Regions from separate parts of the Homo sapiens genome. Here region 2 is linked to region 1. Evidence: chromatin contacts called from ENCODE Hi-C or POLR2A ChIA-PET data. All regions are on one chromosome and are shown on one strand. Each heading gives the region's core, a stretch centred on a gene start or an enhancer-like site at or near the end of the contact. The rest is flanking DNA. Distances are from core to core; before and after follow the strand shown. Region 1 has its middle 6.4 kb from the start of SNORD103A. Region 2 overlaps PUM1 (pumilio RNA binding family member 1).

The links. A loop is a pair of places that touch in the nucleus more often than their neighbours do. ChIA-PET counts read pairs that join two places held with the same protein, here RNA polymerase II (POLR2A).
Region 2: a loop to region 1 is called in a map of endothelial cell of hepatic sinusoid, with 2.8 times the contacts of the local background. The contact joins two enhancer-like sites. A Hi-C loop is called at or near these places in 1 of 168 maps with a recorded cell type or tissue (endothelial cell of hepatic sinusoid). POLR2A ChIA-PET finds 5 or more read pairs at or near these places in 6 of 52 experiments (AG04450, CD8-positive, alpha-beta memory T cell, GM10248 and 3 more).

The regions. Positions count from the first base shown.
Region 1 is chr1:30,927,651-30,931,058 of GRCh38, forward strand. No RefSeq gene overlaps it. Among named protein-coding and RNA genes, the nearest start is that of SNORD103A, 6.4 kb to the right of the region's middle. Within about 2 kb of position 1,506, at least 4 of the 41 ENCODE cell types and tissues checked have a DNase peak (open chromatin) inside an H3K27ac peak, as active enhancers do.
Region 2 is chr1:31,008,368-31,011,775 of GRCh38, forward strand. The region is part of intron 3 of PUM1 (pumilio RNA binding family member 1); the gene reads right to left. Among named protein-coding and RNA genes, the nearest start is that of SNORD103C, 42 kb to the left of the region's middle. RefSeq lists an enhancer at 1,602-1,731. Within about 2 kb of position 1,929, at least 2 of the 41 ENCODE cell types and tissues checked have a DNase peak (open chromatin) inside an H3K27ac peak, as active enhancers do.

The DNA.
Region 1 (3,408 bases), core at 256-2,755:
AGTCATTCTTCGAAGTTTGCATTTTAAAGATTTAAACATTTCTAAGGCAGAAAGCCTGTTAGGTTTTCACCAAAAAGGAGTCTTGGAGCATATTTACTTAGTATTGGGAGTCAATCTTGTTGAGACTGTGGATTAAGTTTTAGGTAAGTGACAGGGGAGAAATCCAATTTTTTTCCAATTAGTCTCAGGCGGTTGCTTTTATAATAGCCAAGTTGTGTGCAAGACCAAGATTTGCATTTAGTTGTTGCAGATACTCCTGGCTCATTTGAAGATCTTTTAAAGGAAGATAGTGTCCAGAATATTCAAGCATTCAGATGGAAAAAGACAAAAGATCAAACAGCCATGCAGATTCAAAATAATTTTTTTTTCTTTTTTTGAGATGGAGTCTTGCTCTGTCACCCAGGCTGGAATGCAGTGGCACGATCTCGGCTCACTGCAGCCTCCACCTCCCGGGTTCAAGTAATTCTTGTGCCTCAGCCTCCTGAGTAGCTGGGATTACAGGCGCCTACCACCACGCCCAGCTAATTTTTGCATTTTTTTTAGTAGAGATGAGGTTTCATCATGTTGGCCAGGCTGGATTTGAACGCCTGACCTCAGGTGATCCGCCCGCTTCGGCTTTCCAAAGTGCTGGGATTACAGGCATGAGCTACCACGCCAGCCTCAAAATAATTTTTATGAGTGTGTTGTAAAGATTTCTTTAGACAGGCTTTTTTTTTTTAAGTCATTCTGTCTTTGGGAAGCTTCCGTGTACCATCGAACAATGCATCTCATTGTTTCTTAAGTACTCAGGATCATCTTTTTTTAATGTACCCATAGATGAATAATTTCATCTAGAGTAAAACTTCCCTATTGTGGCCACTAGAATTGTAAGTTATCTTCCTGAGGCACATCCATTTCACTAGAATGGCACAGGTTCTGAATCTTCAGGTTCTAAACATAAAGTTAGCTGGAGCTCCAGACAGAGGAGTTTCAGACTCCCCAGATTCTGATGAACACACAATGCCCTGTCCTTCTAAATATGTGCTTACTTGAGGCCTCCAACTGGACCCTGTTCATTTCTTGTCAAATACCCACTTCAACCTCCAGATCCCAATCTGGATTCCAGTCTGGAAGTCCGTATACTAGACTGGACCTAGTCCAGCTCCTGTCAAACACCCAGTTTCACCCTAGTGAAAATTGCAAGGGCCCCAACATAGCAAGGAAAAATTGGAGGTAATGATAACTCCTATTTATGGCTTACTGTGTTCCCAGCCCTGTGTGTGCCAAGGGCTTCCAATATACCCTGTGAAATAAAGCTATTATTAACTCCATTTTACAGCTGAGGAAAGAGAGGAAGGCAGATGACTTACAAAGGTCACAAAGGGCCAGGCAGAGCTGGGATTTGAAGCTCAGTCATTAAAATAGACTCGGAGGTGTGCGTTGTTTGAAAGCTTGCTGCAAAAGCCAGGATGTGGCCCCAGAAAGAGGCACCAGGGTTGCATTAACAGAGGCAAGGGGCTGCCTGTGTGATGTGTCTTCCTGTGTGATCTCACACTAGCCCTGTGAGAGTGACAGGCCTGGTCTACCACTCCAGGTGATGGCTGGAGAAACCACGGTCCAGAGAAGTCAGTGATTTGCCAGAGATTACATAGTCAAAGGCAAAGCTGAGGTTCATGAGCCAGGTCAGTGACCATACCCTCTCACCCCACACTCACCATACCCTGACACCCTGTGTGTGTTAGGGCCTAGTGCTATGCACTGCAGACGCTGGAGGAAGCAGGAGGAGAGGGAGTGAAGAAGGGAGAAAGCTTAGTTTCAGGGCAGATGCCAGACCTCTGGTCTCTGGGTGGGATTCCTGACTACACTCCTGAGCCCTTCAATCCAGGGGAAAGCCATCCCAACCCTGACCTTGAACCCTTAGGCCTCCATAATACTCGCTTTAGGTGGCAGCACCCTCGTGTGGCTACAGATGGTAACTACATAAAGTTACAGGTTTCCTCCCTCAAAAGGATGCCTCACTCCCCAGGGCCTCACCCTTCTGCAATCCCTCTGAGCCTCAAAAAGAGAAGATGGCCATTCATGGGGCTAATGGCGGGTGGCAAGGGCAGGATGACATGGACAGGGCACTGGGCTGGGAGTCAGGAACCCTCAGATAAAATCCTCACTTGGTTACTGACTGCGGGGCTTAAGTCTCAAACTCCTCATCTGTATAAAGGGCTGAAACATCTCTCCCTGACTCCCTAAAGCTTTCTACAAGGACCAATGGTATCTCAAATACAAAGTACTCTGTAAACTGTAAAGCACTGTGAGAGGGTAAGGGTTATTACATAAACTGAGGAATGCACATTGGAGGGACTCTGGAAGAGAGACCAAGAATGCCGGTACCCAGTGTGTGACGACAGCCCGGGCCATAGAATCCTTGGGACGGACTTGGTAGCAGAGTAATGGTGGTCAGAAGAGGGGGTGGCCCAGAGCCCAGGCCACTCCATGAAACCCAATCCTGCAGATGGAGGGGTCTGCCCCCATGCCCACCCCCTCGCATGATGAACTAAGGGGAAAGCTTTATTGATCAGAGTTGGTCTATCAAAAGACTTGCATCAGATCCTAGGACCTATTTCCACATCTATGAGATAGGGACAGCCGCATTCTTCACAGGGCTGTTGGTTCCCAGAACAGTTGTTGAGAACATGTGAAAACCATCTCATGTGTGACTTGACGCAGAGTCGGTTCACAACAAATGACATTATTATGTAAACTAATGAACAAAGATAGTTTTGTTCATCAAAAACTGTGCAGGGAAACTGGTATCATTTATTACACCAGTGTGCTGGACACAATTTAATTGCCATAATTTCCCATGACATGACAAGAGAGCCACTTTACATAGATCTGTTACCTTTGGTCCACTTCCAGCAAGGAATTTGGTGAAAGATGAGGTGAACTAACTTGCCCAAGTGCACACAGAGTGGCGAGACCCACATGTGACCCCAGGTCAATCTGACTGGAATCATGCTATCAGAGCAGCATGGACTGCAGTTCCCAATGCCCGCAGCATGCCACCTCTGCAAGCGCCATGATGGCTACTGCAGTGGGGAATGCTGGGAAAGGGCCCCAACGACAGCTGCTGAGGCAAAATCACATGCTGGACTGGAAACCTGCATCCCCTCAGCTTCCTTTTCTTCTCCCCCTATTCCCAGGGCCTGTTAGTGATTAGCCCTTCCCCTTGAGGGGCCCATGTGAAGTTCCTTCAACCATCCTGACGCTCCACTTCCAGACACCAGCTGGTGTGGGCTTCCACCTGGCCTCTCTGGCTGGACCCAGCCTGTAACTGCCAACACTTACCAAATCTGCCCCTGGAGCAAAGTCGGTGAAGAAGGGCAGATGGCATCCTCAGGCTAGGGCCACGGGCACAATTGTGAGCTCCAGCCT
Region 2 (3,408 bases), core at 679-3,178, 81 kb after region 1:
ATTTGTTGTTTACTAATTAAACAAGATTGAGAAAAAAAAAAAACATTTGTCTGGTATTTAATTGCACAGATACCTAAGTTTCCTTGAAAATGAACAGTTATAAGTAGCAGTCTTCCTGGTGTACCACTTATTACCCTAAGGGCATTTGGGGGAGGGTGAGGATCAGGGTAAAATGGGAAAGAGCCCCGATCGAGGGTAGCATTAGGGTCGGGAAGCACTAAACTGGACAACTTTGAAGTGCCCTAGGAAATCTTACTAAACTGCCCTGAACCTCATTCTCTTTTTATTGATGAAGAAAATATCGTTCAAGTTGCTGTGATGATTAGAAATATTGTTGATGAGTGCCTAGCACAACAGGTTCTCAATAATGTATTCAAAAACATCACACCTAGGCAAAACAGCGGTCAAACCAGGTCACAGAGGGGATACTGAAAATTAATGTAAACTATGCAAAGGACAATTCAATAATTATTTTTAAACTTATTTTTCTCCTTTTAGTCTCAAAAATGTCCTGTCCCCTGCAAGGCCGGGCGCGGTGGCTCACACCTATAATCCTAGCACTTTGGGAGGCCAAGGCAGGAGCATCACAAGGTCAGGAGATCAAGACCATCCTGGCTAACACAGCGAAACCCTGTCTTTACTAAAAATACAAAAAAAAAAAAAAAATTGGCCGGGCGTGGTGGTGTGTGCCTGTAGTCCCAGCTCCTCAGGAGGCTGCGGCAGGAGACTAGCTTGAACCCAGGAGTGGGAGGGTGCGGTGAGCTAAGATCATGCCACTGAACTCCAGCCTGGGCAACAGAGCGAGACTCCATCTTCAAAAAAAAAAAAAATCCTGTCCGAAGATTACAAATAAAATTTCTTTCCTCATTGGTTATACCCTTTCTCCAATTAAAATTCTGATTTTTTTTCTCCCGTATTTTGTGCAAAGCAAAAGCAACTACTCTTTTGTATTCCAGAAGAAAGAATGTCAGCCTAAGGAGGGTCTCACTTGTTTTATGCTCCACATAACAGTGCAAAGAACGCTAAGGTGATCAAAACCATTCTTGTCCTTTAAATGTTTTAAGAGTTCATTCCTCACAGAAACTTGTAAATGTTTATTTAAAACTCAAGGAACAGGGCCCAGCATGGTGGCTCACGCCTGTAATCCCAGCACCTTGGGAGGCTGAGGCAGGTGAATCACCTGAGGTCAGGAGTTCGAGACTAGAATGGCCAACATGGCAAGATCCCCGTCTCTACTAAAAAACTCAAAAATTAGCTGCGTATGGTGGTGTACATCTATAGTCCCAGCTACTCGGGAGGCTGAGGCACAAGAATTGCTTGAACCAGGGACGCAGAGGTTGCAATGAGCCAAGATCACGCCACTGTACTCCAGCCTGGGCAAGAGAGCAAGACTCTGTCTCAAAAAAAAAAAAAAAAAAAACAAAAACAGAAACAAAAAAAAACACCTCAAGGAACAGTTTCCAAAAGTACCAGCCTCCATATGTAAATATAGTCTTATCCATAATTTGTAAAATTGCTTACAGAAAGCAGCAGCCTTTCAGCTCAAGGCTTCAAAAATCAGTTCTGGGATCCTGTCACCTTTCATGATAGTATACCAGGCTGTCATAATGTGCAAAGCCAGGAGAAGCAGGTGAACACATAAGCGAGGCTATTTTCAGGGTAAATTCTCTCAAAAGGAAACAACAATACAGCAAACATGAAGCAAAGTGCTATTAGGTTGGTGCAAAAGTGTGGTTTTTGCCACTATGGCAAAAAAAAAAGAAAGCAAAAGACTGAACCAAGGTGCTTGGGCAAAGACAGAAGCAAAATTAGCAAAGCTCTTAAAAGTCTCTGAATCTTACTCAGTCTTTCTCCCTTTCCTCCAAAACATATGCGTCTATACTCAACTGCTGTGGTTAGCAGCATCTGAAATGACTCTTAATGATCTTCACTTACAAGTACTCATACCCTGAGTAATCCCCTTCCCCTGACTGTGGGCTAGACCTATGACATGCCTCTAAGAAATAACATAAGACAAGTCATGGGATGTTCCTTTCAAGATGTTACAAAAGCTGTGATTTCCATCTTGCTTGTCCTCTTCTATCTATTGTCCTGATTGCTTACTCTGATGATGACTGCTGCTATGTTGTGAGCTGCCCTATACAGACGCCACATGAAGCCAAGAGAGAGACATCTCTGGACAACAGCTACATATACAAAGCTGTTGCTCCGCAGCTTCCCACTGAACTCTGCCTCTGCCCTGGGTCATTTACACACAATTAAGAACTGAGATCCTCCGTCCAACAACCAGCAAAGAATGGATTCTGATGGTTGATACCACATGAGTGAGTTTGGAAACAGACCTTTCTCCAAGCAAGTTTGAGACAGACCTTTCTCCAAGCAAGCTTTGAGATGAATGCAGCCAAAGTTGAAATCATGACTGCAGCTTGTGAAGGACCCTGAAGCAGATGACTCAGGAAAGTCATGCCTAGGTTCCTAACCTATAGCAACTATGAGGCTTAAACAACTGTCTTGTTTTAGGCAGGGCGTGGTGGCTTACACCTGTAATCCCAGTGCTTTCTAAGGGTGAGGCCAGGAGTCTAAGATCAGACTTAGCAACCAACATAGCGAGACTCTAGCTTTACAAAAGACTTTTTAAAAATCAGTCCGGAGTGGTGGCACACCCCTGCAGTCCCAGCTACTCAGGAGGCTGAGGTGGGAAGACTCCTTGAGCCCAGAGGTTTGAAGCTGCAGTGAGCTACGATTACACTACTGCACTCCTGCCTGGGCAACAGAGTGAGACCCTATCTCTTAAAATACACACACACACACACACACACACACACACACACACACACTGTGCTGTTTTAAGCCACTAAATTTTAGGGTGATTTGTTAAGCAGCAATAACACTGTTGTGAATATGTGGAAGTATTTTTGTATATTTGAAACACTTCTTTAGGAGTCTGTTTTCAAGAAACACTTCTTGTTCCATTTCTAATATTTAAATGTAAGTGATGAAACTAAAATCCTTTTCAATTGAAAAAAAGTAAAAGACTGGCTTTTTTAACTCGGCAAAATCAAATCAATTTAGACATGTTGAGCTTACTGAGAATTAGTAGCAATCACTTATATTCAACAGTCAGCTAAAAGATACCTAACTGTTCAAATCTGATCATATTAAAAGGAGTTAGAAACTACTGAATTATAAAACCAAATGATAATGTGTTATCCAAGTACAATTTCAAATTCAACAGTAAGCTCTCTGGAGGTAACATCATCCACAGCGTTGGGTAAAATATCCTAGTTTGCCAACCCACTGGCATAAATACCAGCAGTTGCCAAATCTTCACTTAACACACAATAACCAAAAATGTAAATGCATCCAACCTATGAAAAGATAGTTCCTATCCACCCCATCAAGAATCTG